Regions from separate parts of the Homo sapiens genome. Here all the other regions are linked to region 1. Evidence: read pairs that join two places in POLR2A ChIA-PET (ENCODE). Cell type or tissue: HepG2. All regions are shown on one strand.

Region 1 (4,000 bases):
AGAAAGTCTCCTCTGCAAACCTGTCTCTGCCCTCCCCAGGCCTCCATCCTGGGTCCTTCCCGCCTCTGGGTAAAGGTGATGTCATCACAGCCCTTTGTGTTCCTGCCCAGCACCTGGCCCTGGGACCTTCCCTGTTTGCAGAGTGATTAAAGCTTCTAATTATTTCTATTTGGTAAGAAGACGTTCCCTTTACCACTCCCACTATATCAACCCCAAAATTTGCACTAACAACATCCTATTTGTCAATATAAAGTTTTTTTTTTCTCTTTTTTGAGACAGAGTCTCATTCTGTGGCCCAGGCTGGAATGCAGTGGCGTGACCTTGGCTCACTGCAACCTCTGCCTCCCAGGTTCAAGCGATTCTCCTGCCTCAGCCTCCCAAATAGCTGGGATTACAGGTGCATGCCACCACGCTCAGCTCATTTTTTTATTTTTAGTAGAGACAGGGTTTCACCATGTTGGCCAGGCTGGTCTCGAACTCCTGACCTCAAGTGATCCGCCCACCTCGGCCTCCCAAAGTGCTGGCATTACAGGCGTGAGCCACTGCACCCGGCCTAAAGTTCTTTTTTTTTCATGTTGCACTATGATCCAGTTTTCCTCCAGGGGGTTCTAAACACCAATGGTGGACAAAGGATTGAGAGATGTGGACCCTCCCTTGCCGGCCTTATGGGACCCATATAGGGAGGCAAAGTCAACCAACAGGGGCAGATGTGGGAGAGATATGAAGGGGAGACTGGGTATAGTTTCTTTTTTTGTTTTGGGAGGGGTACGGTTCCTAGGAGCGAGTGGAGGATCTGGGGACAAGGGCAAGGGGGCAGATCTGGGTACAGCGGGGACAGACACCCAGAAGCCATGTACCTGTGTCCCGTGGGGCAGGTGAGTAGTGCGGGGCCAGGAAAGTGAGGTCGTGTTACAGGAGCCTTCACATCACAAGGTGGGCACCAGCGCCTGGGTTTATGGGGGACCCCACCAAAGGGGCTTCTATTTCAAAAACCAGCAGTCCAAGAACAACTTGAAAACCCCCAGGGGGATTCAACTCCTGCCAAGAAGGAGAGTTCAGAGTCTAAAAATAAGCTTCAAAACCGAGAATACCAAGAGAACCACCCACCGCAGAAGCCATCCCAACAACTCGCGGTCAGCGTAAACACACATCAAAGGTCTCACGGCCCACGGCCAAGGGTGTCTTCTCCCGAGAACACAAAAAACCAAGTTGAAACACAGCAGAAACCCCAGTCTCCATAGCTTCTGGTGTTGCTTCATTCTGACCCACAGCCTCTGTAAACATTCCCCCGAAAAAAGTATCTTAACCTTTTTCTTTTCTTTTTTCTTTCTTAAACTGAACTTTGTTTTACAATCGGGGTCTCGCTGTGTTGCCAAGGCTGCAGTGCAGTGGCGCAATCATAGCTTACTACAGCCTTGAACTCCTGGGTTCGAGTGATCCTCCCACTTCAGCCTCTCGACCAGCTGGGACTCCAGGCACATGCCACCATGATTAGCTAGTTTTTTTAATTTTTAATTTTTTGTAGAGACGGGGTCTCACTATGTTGCCCAGGCTGGCCTCAAGTGATCCTCCCAAAGCGTTGGGATTACAGGCATAAGCCACTGCACTCAGCCTTAATCTTTTTCTAAAATCGATCCCAGCTGGGCACGGTGGCTCATGCCTGTAATCCCAGTGCTTTGGGAGGCCGAGGCGGGTGAATCACTTGAGGTCAGGAGTTCGAGACCAGCCTGGCCAACATGGTGAAACCCCATCTCTACTAAAAATCCAAAAATTAGCTGGGCAAGGTGGTGCATGCCTGTAGTCCCAGTTACTCCAGAGGCTAAGGCATGAGAATTGCTTGAACCTGGGAGGTGGAGGTTGCAGTGAGCTGAGATCGCACCACTGCACTCCAGCCTAGGCAACAGAGCAAGACACTGTCTCAAAATAAATAAATAAGTAAATAAATAAATAAATTCCCATATTCCCCTCTCCTTTCTTACAATCTGCAAAAAAAAAAAAAAAAAAAAAGAGAGAGAGAAAGAGAAAAAGAGAAAGGAAAGGAAAAATGCTTGTGTCCACATCTGTGGTTCTACACGGTCCCAGGCTGCCAACAGTCCAACATGGGGCTGATGGCGGCTCCATCCCACCAACACAATTTGCTACTTCAAAGCCTCTGAGGACTTGGACACCAGCAGAACCCAGCGTGCAAGGACTCTGTGTAAAGTAAGAGTTCATAGTTGCCGTGGGCGCCTCCTCTGAGTGAGGTAAACAGGCTTGGGCATCTGCTTTGATGATAAATATATACCTTATTTGGGAGTCTTCTATTTGCTTACTTCCTTTGTTCTGGCCAAATTCCAGATGACTGCAGGTAGTCCAACTGTCTGTCTTTGAAAATTCCAGAAAACAGCAATCTTGCCTTTAGCAAGACTTACGGATAATGTGGGAACAGGGTGGTGGTGGACATTGCCTGTCAAGCGCTTTTCATGCCTGTTTCACATCCCCTGGCTGACACCACATGATCTAGCCCTTGATGACATATGTCTTCCTCCTGCATCCTAATTGCTTCCTGTCTGCAAGTTAGCTTCTATTAATATTTCCCTAACTGGACCATATTACGTTACTCTCTGCCCACCCCAGGGGAAGGGATGTGATCTATATTTCCCCACGAGGGCTTGAGAAAGCCAAGTGCATCTGACATCCTTGCACAGCTGAGGTCTCCTGTGCCCATATGGCACATCTATCCCATCTATGACAGGGTATCTATGGCATCAGCTCATTAGAAGTGTCTATTTTTTTTTTTTTTTTTTTGAGACGGAGTCTCCCTCTGTTGCCCAGGCTGGAGTGCAGTGGCACAATCTCGGCTCACTGCAAGCTCCACCTTCCAGGTTCAAGCAATTGTCCTGCCTCAGCCTCCCGAGTAGCCGAGATTACAGGCACCCACCACCACGCCCGGCTAGTTTTTGTACTTTTAGTAGAGATGAGGTTTCACCATGCTGGCCAGGTTGGTCTCGAACTCATGACCTCAAGTGATCTACCCACCTCAGCCTCCCGAAGTGCTGGGATTACAGGTGTAAGCCACCACACCTGGCCAGAAGTGTCTATTTTTTAAACAAGAAAAGACAAATCTTCCTCACTGACAAATTCCAAATAGTATGAGTAGATACTCCCTCTCCAGGGGATGCACTTTTATTTTATTTTCTTTTTTTGAGACAGGGTCTCACTCTGTCACCCAGGCTGGAGTGCAGTGGCACCATTGGCACCATCATAGCTTACTATGGCCTCAGCCTCCTGGGCTCAAGCGATCCTCCTCCCTCAGCCTCTCGAGTAGTTGTGACTGCAGGTGTGCATCAACAAGCCCAGCTAATTTTCTATTTTTTGTAGAGATGGGGTCTTGCTCATTCCACTATTTCCAGGCTGGCATGCAATGGCTTGATCGTAACTCACTGCAGCCTTCAACTCCTGGGCTCAAATGATCCTCCCACCTCAGCCTCCTGAGTAGCTGGGGCTACAGGTGTGCACCACCACACTCAGCGATTTTTTTTTAACTTTCCATAGAGATGGGGGTCTCAATATGTTGCTCAGGCCGGTCTTAAACTCGTGGGTTCAAGTAATCCACCCGCCTCAGCCTCCAAAACTGCTGGGATTATAGGCATGAGCCATGGCACCTCGTAGGAGGTGGAATTTAATCTCTCCCTTTCCTCTCCTGTGTGTGGGCTGGACTCCTTGACTCTCTTTCAAAGAACAGAGTCGCCAGGCGTGGTGGCTCATGCCTGTAATCCCGGCACTTTGGGAGGCCAAGGCGGGTGGATCACCTGAGGTCGGGAGTTCGAGACCAGCCTGGCCAACATGGGGAAACATGTCTATATACAGGCACATGCCTGTAATCCCAGCTACTCAGGAGGCTGAGGCAGGAGAATTGCTTGAACCCAGGAGGCAGAGGTTGCAGCGAGCCAAGATCGCACCATTGCACTGTAGCCTGGGCAACAAGAGCAAAACTCCATCTATGAAAAGGGAAAGACAG
Region 2 (4,000 bases), 300 kb before region 1:
TGATGGGTGATATTGCCATGCCCTTGGTGTTTCTATGCTGCCTCTCTTTAGGGATAAGAAGGTCCTTTATGATGGCCCTCAAGCTCTTCGAGGGCGCGTGTTAAAAATATGAATGCTGAGGCCTTACCCTACGTCCCGCTAAGTCAAATCTCCATGGCCAAAGCTTGCAGATGAAAATAAGAAGGGGCGGGGCAGGGCTCGGTGGCTCACACCTGTAATCGTAGCACTTTGGGAGGCTGAGGCGGGTGGATCACCTGAGGTCAGAAGTTCAAGACCAGCCTAGTCAACATGGTGAAACCCTGTCTCTACTAAATATACAAAAATTAGCCGGGAGTGGTGGCGGGCGCCTGTAATCCCAGCTACTCAGGAGGCTGAGGCAGGAGAATTGCTTGAACCCAGGAGGCAGAGGTTGCAGTGAGCTGAGATGGCACCATTGCGCTCCAGCCTCGGCAACAAGGGCGAAACTTCGTCTAAAAAAATAAAATAAAATAAAATAAACATAGGAAGGGGCTGGGTGTGGTGGCTCACACCTGTAATCCCAGCACTTTGAGAGGCCGAGGTGGGAAGATCACTTGAGCCCAGGAGTTTGAGACCACCCTGGGCAACATAGTGAGGGCTCTGTCTACAAAAAATAAAAAAAATAGCCTGGGTCCATGGTGGCATGTGCCTGTAGTTCCTGCTACTCAGGAGGCTGAGATGGGAGGATTGCTTGAGCACAGATCAAGGCTGCAGTGAGCCACGTTCACACCACTGCACTCCAGCCTGGGTGACAGAGCAAGACCCTTATCTCAAAAAAAAAAAAAAAAAAGGCACACCCAGGGGTCTGCCTGTCCAGCCAAGCTGCTATCATGATCCGAGTGTGTTATGGGGAGTCATTGCTAAAGTGATCAGGGTCATGGTAGTGCCAGGGCTAGCACTGAACTCTCATGTGCTCACTTGAAAGAACATGGTTGTTGATACCCACCGTAGGTGAGTGCAGTGGCTCATGCCTGTAATCACAGCACTCTGGGAGGCCAAGGCAGGAGAATCGCTTGAGCCCAGGAGTTTGAGACCAGCCTGGGCAACATAGTGAGACCTCGTCTCTACAAAAAAATTAGAAAAATTAGCCAGGCAAGGTGGTGCATGTCTGTGGTCCCAGCTACTCAGGAGTCCAGGAGGCTGAGGTAAGGAAATCACTTGAGCTCAGGAGATTGAGGCTGCAGTGAACTGTGTTTGCGCTACTGCACTCTATTCTAGCCTGGGTGACAGAAAGAGACCTTGTCTCAAAAAAAAAAAAAAAAGGAAGTGATGTATGCAGAATACCAGGCACACAGTTGGTGTCCCATAAACAGAAGTCATACTGTGACATTTCTGAGGTGCTTGGTGGGCCCTGTCACTTCAGGGAACTGGGTCTCAGAGCCTCTGGTCTCTGCCAAAATGCTCTGGGTTTGCTCTACCATCAGGAAATGACTGTGACCCAGGGCCTGTGTCAAGGAATCGGAGAGGTGGGCTTTCTTAGGCTGTGGGTGAGCCAAGGAGACCAGTGCCCAGCAGGACTTCTTATGTCCTTCCCCAGATCTCACTGGGGTCTTAAACTCTTGCCTTAGAAATTTTAGTATAGGTGGTATATCAAGCAGCTTGAGTGTGGACTTAGATCCGACCAGATGGACAAGTTAACCTTTGTTTCTTCGGTGGACATAACGTTGTGAAACCGTGCCCCAAAGAGTAAAGAAACCGGTGGTTAACAAAAATGTTTGAGTTTACAGGATGGCAGATAAGAGACTTCCTTAATGGTGCTTGATTAAATGTGAAAAGTTCAGCTCCACTGCTACCTGGACAAGTTATCTCTGTACCCAAATGGGGATGAAAACTTCTGGCACAGAGTGAGGAATAAGCAGTTTTGAATTTAATTTTCCTGATGGTGACTGGCTTAATCTATTTAAGTTATAACCTAAGAGTTCCTTTGTTGAAGAGTGGAAATTTCAGCTTTGGGCTGAAATAAACCCGGGTGGGCAGCTAGGGGACAGGTCAGATGGGATGAGCTGGTTCAATCTTGAGCTCCAGCTGGTAAATGTTTAACTGGCTTTGGGGTTCCTGGGATGGAGGGAACCCAGATTTGTAGCATTTGCTGATTTCTGTAAATACTCCATGGTCCATTTCAAGCTGCCAAGATGAGGTCACCAAGCAGAGTGGGGAAATGTACACAGTGGGTCCTCAAACTCGAGAGACCTGGATAGAGCACCCCACTGGGTAGGGATCTGTTAAGAGGGTTTAGGAGGCAGGTTCTGGTTGTGACTTGGGGAGACTGGTTCTTGTTGTATCTTAGGGAGGCAGGTTTGGGTTGTGACTTGTTGGTACTACTAAGAGTTTGGAACAATGGCCAGGTGCAGTGGCTCATGCCTGTAATCCCAGCACTTTGGGAGGCCGAGGCAGGTGAATCATGAGGTCAGGAGATCGAGACCATCCTGGCTAACACAGTGAAACCCCGTCTCTACTAAAAATACAAAAAATTAGCCAGGTGTGGTGGCGGGCACCTGTAGTCCCAGCTACTCGGGAGGCTGAGGCAGGAGAATGGAGTGAACCTGGGAGGCGGAGCTTGCAGTGAGCCAAGATCGCGCCACTGCACTCCATCCTGGGCGACGGAGCGAGACTCTGTCTCAAAAAAAAAAAAAAGTTTGGAACAAAACCCAGCGTGACAACTGTCTTTCATGTCCCCCCCACCGACATCTTTCTCCCGTTGCATGCCCAGGCCCTCTCCCCCTCTGCTCATCCCCGAGCCCTCCTCCCCACTGAGCCTCCCCTCTCAAGAACAAGGAGAGAAGAGTGGGATGACTTTTCAACATTTATTGACAGGCGGCATTGTTCCTTAGCAGGCTCCTGATTTTTATTGGATGGTGGCATTTTCAAGATGTGGCAAGAGGATCTTGAAGTCTGGTAACATTCTCAGGCAGGAGTTTGGTGGATGTGCTATTTTGTGCAATTAGTGTCTTCTACATCGCGGTCTGTACCTGGGGCGGCAGCACCCTGGTGAGACCAAGAAAAGTGGTGAGAGGAAGGCTGGGCCCTGAGAGCTCCCAGCCTCAGCCCCAGCCCACCCTCAGCTGGGCCCACTTACTCATGGCTCTCCTCCGTGTCTGGCAGCTCCGCCTCCTTCGTCTGCGACTTCTTTGTCTCTGGCGGTAATATCTGCTCCGGCTCTGGCTGCGACAGCATCTGTACCTGGCCATGGTGCAGGATGGGCTTGGCCTGAATGCTCAGAGCAGGGCACCACCTTGGCTGAGCCAGCCAACCTGTGAGCAGGTGGAACTCTGTGGGCTGTGAGTCAGGGGCCAGCTCTGCGGCCTGTTATAGATGCCAGGGGGCCGTTGGTCATTGTGAGGGCAAAGGGGCTGGGACCTCACAAACCATGGCCAGGTGGCCTGCATCATGTCCATATATGGGCATTTGAGAGGCGGGCAGGCCCCCGAGTGTAGGGGCTGCCTATGTCACAGCTGGGGCGATACAAGATGACTCCTCCGTGGGAGCAATCATCTAGTTATTCAATTAACAAAATATTACTGTTAATATTTTGGCCTGTTCCATGCCGGATTTTGGCCTAGGCCCTGGTATATAGTGATAAACAAGACAGACATGCCCTTGTTAAGAAGTATTATTATTATTATTTTATTTTTTTAATTACTTATGTATTTTGTTTATTTTTTTGAGACAGAGTCTCATTCTGTCACCCAGGCTGGAGTGCAGTAGCACAATCTTGGCTCACTGCAACCTCTGCCTCCTGGGTTCAAGCAAACCTCTGGCCGCAGCCTCCCGAGTAGTTGGGACTACAGACATGCACCACCACACTCAACTAATTTTTGTATTTTTAGTAGAGATGGGGTTTCGCCATGTTGGCCAGGCTTGGTCTCGAACTCCTGACCTCAAGTGATCTGCCCGTCTCAGCCTCCCAAAGTGCTGGAATTACAGGCATGAGCCACCGTGCCTGGCCATTATTATTATTTGTAGAGACGGGCTTTCCCTATGT
Region 3 (4,000 bases), 54 kb after region 1:
TCCTCCTGCCTCAGCATTCCTAGTAGCTGGGATTTCAGGCGCACACCACCATGCCCAGCTAATTTTTGTATTTTAGTAGAGATGGAGTTTCGCCATATTGGCCAGGCTGGTCTCGAACTCCTGACCTCAAGTGATCTGCCCGCCTTGGCCTCCCAAAGTGCTGGGATTATAGGCGTGAGCCATTGCTCCCAGCCTATTTTAGTTTTTTTAGAGACTGGCATCTCACTATGTTGCCCAGGCTGGCCTTGAACTCCTGGCCTCAAGTAATCCTCCCGCCTCGCCCTTCCGAAGTGCTGGGATTACAGGCATAAGCCACGGCACTCAGGCTTGCCCCCTCTTACCAAGTGCTGGGATGGCACCCAGGACCTCAGCAGCAAAGGGAGCCTAACAGGCATCAGATGAGGAAGGCTCAGAAGGCTGAGCGCAGGGAAGGAGCCTCTGTCCGCAGGACACCGAGGACTTTGGGGAAGGCACTCAGCCGGGAAGTCAGACATGACCTCATCCTAGTTGAGGTTCCGTAGAAGCAGAGCCTGTGATGGAGATGTGGGTGCATGTGGTTTTCTAGAAGTGAGGGTTCTCAGAAGAGGGGAGTAAGGAGACAAGGTGCAGGAGGAAGAACAGCAGACAGGTCCCAGCTGGAGGCCTGATCCCAAGGCAGGCCTGAAGTAAGAGTTTTCTGAGTCAGTCCCACCAGGAGGCAAGGGGGCCCTGCTGAGGACCTGTCCTCGGCCAGTCGGTCCTTCTGGGGTCCCTCTGGGCTGCCAAGAAGGGTGGGTGAGGGGTGGGAAACACAGCTGTGAGCAGTCAGCGGCCACACTCGAAGCAGCCGGCTCCTTCCTTCCTCTTCTTGGCTGCACACCTGCTTTTGGGGAAGGAGCTCATGGACTGGTTGCAGCTGGGGTGGGAAGAATTAAACAGACACTGCTGAGCTCAGTGCTTGAGGGCCCAGGGCTTCGGAGGCAGAGGCAGCCAGTTTCGAATCATGATTCTGGGTTGACTCAAGTCTCCAGCGTGGAGCTCCAGGGGCGCGCAGCTCATGGAGTGCGGTACGGATTAACAAGGCCATGTGGTAGGCGCTCTTCCCCCCACAGCCTGGCGCATGGCAAGTGCTCAACAAATCATGGCTCTGCAAACATCTCCAAGTGTCACAGGCCTGGCTGCTACGGTGGGAGATTTAACATCAGTCGCCAGGTGTTGGGGAGGGAAGAGAAGGAGTTCGGGTGCCTTCCTGGACTCATTCCAGCACCCACAGGTGCTCAGCGCACTTCTATCTGGGTCAGGTTTTGCTCCTTCTCATCAAGTGCAAGGCGGGCACACAGGACCCCGGAAGAACGGAGGTCATGGGAGTCCAGATAGGAACCAGACCCCTGGCGTTGGGGGGGCTCCAAACCTCTGTGTTTGGGAGTCCTGGCTTCCCCAACTTCCCCTCCTAGCCTCAGCCCCTATGGATGGAAAAGTACCCCCAGCTGGCATGACTGATCGATTGGTTTGGGGCACAAAGCTGGGTCCTCTCTGAGGAGCAACTTGGCAGGAGGTGCCCGCAGTCTGGCCTTGGCCACAGTGCTACTTTGAAACTGCTTTAAACTCGCCAATGATGTCCTAAAGCCCTGATGACAAATCCCAGCCTCCCGCAGGCCCTGCTCTGGCGGGGACACCTCTTGGGCCTCATTGCAAACCACACAACCCTCCTCCTGTGCCCCGCCTGCTCCAGGCACACAGGAGTCCCTGTTGCTCCACAGCTTCAGGTCTCTCTGGCGGCAGTGCCTTCCCCTACCTGCCCCTGGCCAACTTTTTTTTTTTTTTTTTTTTGGTGGTGAGACAGGGTCTCATTCTGTCACCTAGGCTGGAGTGCAGTGGTGAGATCAAAGCTCACTGCAGCCTCAAACTCCTGGGCTCAAACAATCCTCCCACCTCAGCTTCCTAGATAGCTGGGACTACAGGCACCCACCACCACGTCCAGATAATGTTTTTATTTTATTTTTTTTCTAGAGACAGGGGTCGGGGTGGTCTCACTATGTTGGCCAGGCTGGTCTTGAACTCCTGGCCTCAAAATGATCCTCCCGCCTCAGCCTCCCAAAGTGCTAAGATCACAGGCATGGGCCACGGTGCCCGGCCTGCCATTACCTTTGATGCATGGACAAGAGGTAGCCTCCCATGCATAGCAGTAGCCACGATAACAGCAGTCATTTCTGTTTGCACCCAACTCATCTAAGCACTGTCTGCTTATTTTTGATATTATTTTCCCTGTTTACATTTGCAGAAACCGAGGCTTAACAAGGTTAAAGTCACCTGCCCATAGCGTGTGGTGGACTTGGGATTTGGACTCAGGGCTGCAGAAAATAAATAACCAGGTCGCCATGGGGTAAGTGCACTGCAGGAGAAGCTGCTTACAAGTGAGCTATCGGTGTCCTGTGGCTGCAATTATCACATCACCACAAACTGAGGCGCTTAAAACAGCAATGTATTCTCTGTTCTAGAGTCTAAAAGCTTGAAATCAAAATGTCATCAGGACCACCTCCCCCTGGAGGATCTAGGGAGGGTCCTCTCTTGCTTCTTTCAGCTTCTGGTGGCTCCAGGCATCCCGGGGCTGGGGGCTGCAACACTCTGCACATGGCTTTTTGTTGTTGTTGTTGAGACAGGGTCTCACTCTGTTGCCCAGGCTGGAGTGCAGTGGCGTGAACATAGCTCACTACAGCCACAACCTCCCGAGCTTAGGTGATCCTCAGCCTTCTAAGTAGCCAGGACTACAGGCACATGCCACACAGCTGGCTAAGTTTTTCATATTTTTGGTAGAGACAGGGTTTCACTACGTTGCCCAGTCTGGTCGCGAATTCCTGGGCTCAAAGGATTCACCCTCCTCAACCTCCCAAAGTGCTGGGATTACAGGCGTGAGCCATGGTGCCCAGTCACCACACGGACGCCTTCTCTCCGGTGTCTGTGGCTTCAAGCTCCATGTCTTGCTTACACAGACACCCGTCATTGGGTTTAGAACCCACCCTAAATCCAGGATGATCTCATCTCGAGATTCTTAACTTGATGACATCTGCAAAGACCCTATTTTCTTTTCTTTTCTTTTTTTTTTTTTTTGAGACGGAGTCTTGCTCTGTCTACAGGCTGGAGTGCAACAGCACAATCTCAGCTCACTGCAATCTCTGCCTCCCTGCAATCTCTGCCTCCCTGCTTCAAGCTATTCTCCTGCCTCAGCCTCCTGAGTAGCTGGGATTACAGGTGTGCGCCACCACGCCCGGCTAATTTTTTTGTCTTTTTAGTAGAGACGGGGTTTCACCGTGTTAACCAGGATGGTCTTGATCTCCTGACCTCGTGATCCACCCGCCTCGGCCTCCCAAAGTGCTGGGATTACAGGCGTGAGCCACTGCGCCCGGCCTCGCAAAGAACCTATTTTCAAATCAGGTCACCTTCACAAGTGCTGGGAGTTACGTCGTGGACGTGTCTTTCGGGGAGGGGTCATTATCAAGTAACTACAGCTGCCGTGGGGAACAGGATTAGGCAATCCGCTGGCCCCTCCCCACATGGACTGAGAAAGGTGAGGACGACTGGCTCAACCCTGGAGAGAAGGTGAAGGAGGCACCGAGATGACAGAGACAGGGAGAGGGACAGAGACAGGGAGAGGGACAGAGAGGGCTACTATGCTCCACTGTCTGCTGGAAACCCTGTTGACAAAGGAGGAAGCAACCCAGGGAAGCTCCCGCAGGTCCCAGCTCAGAACTAACAGCTACCCCTGACTCTGCGGGCCCAGAGCAGATCACTGCCAGCCGGCCCCTGTGGGCTCTTTGGCCTGCGCTCCCTGGCACGTGGGATCCCTTGGCCCCATCTGGAGGAAGCCCCACCGAGCCAGAGCCAGGGGAAGAACTGATGGCTGGACCCCAGGCCCAAGGCAGATGCCACCCAGGCCCTTCTTTCGGTTCTGCAAATGCCACTGGCTCTGCTGGCTCTGAGCGCAGAGTCCAGCCCCCATGCACATGACTATGTGGTGCCCTCA

What was found. Peaks named below come from ENCODE experiments on the same cell type or tissue, not always from the same donor. Only the 100,000 strongest peaks of a DNase experiment are listed, where the experiment ranks them.
Region 2: POLR2A ChIA-PET joins it to region 1 with 5 read pairs; 1 of 35 experiments calls an interaction of 5 or more read pairs at or near these places.
Region 3: POLR2A ChIA-PET joins it to region 1 with 5 read pairs; 28 of 35 experiments call an interaction of 5 or more read pairs at or near these places.

What each region holds. Positions count from the first base shown.
Region 1 is chr16:11,574,549-11,578,548 of GRCh38, forward strand. The region is part of intron 1 of LITAF (lipopolysaccharide induced TNF factor); the gene reads right to left. Among named protein-coding and RNA genes, the nearest start is that of LITAF, 10 kb to the right of the region's middle. RefSeq lists a silencer at 1-259. In HepG2, no CTCF peak of the experiment used is centred here; DNase peaks (open chromatin) are centred at 133, 639, 1,293 and 2,293; H3K4me3 peaks cover 1,042 bases.
Region 2 is chr16:11,278,033-11,282,032 of GRCh38, forward strand. PRM1 (protamine 1) reads right to left here and starts at 3,298. Exons shown (of 2, transcript NM_002761.3): 1 at 3,095-3,298; 2 at 2,809-3,003. The coding sequence starts at 3,206. The coding sequence ends at 2,960. The region is part of intron 1 of LOC105371082 (a long non-coding RNA gene); the gene reads left to right. In HepG2, no CTCF peak of the experiment used is centred here; DNase peaks (open chromatin) are centred at 1,299, 1,689 and 2,089; H3K4me3 peaks cover 553 bases.
Region 3 is chr16:11,628,782-11,632,781 of GRCh38, forward strand. It overlaps a transcript of LITAF not described here. Among named protein-coding and RNA genes, the nearest start is that of SNN, 38 kb to the right of the region's middle. In HepG2, no CTCF peak of the experiment used is centred here; DNase peaks (open chromatin) are centred at 1,700 and 2,354; H3K4me3 peaks cover 522 bases.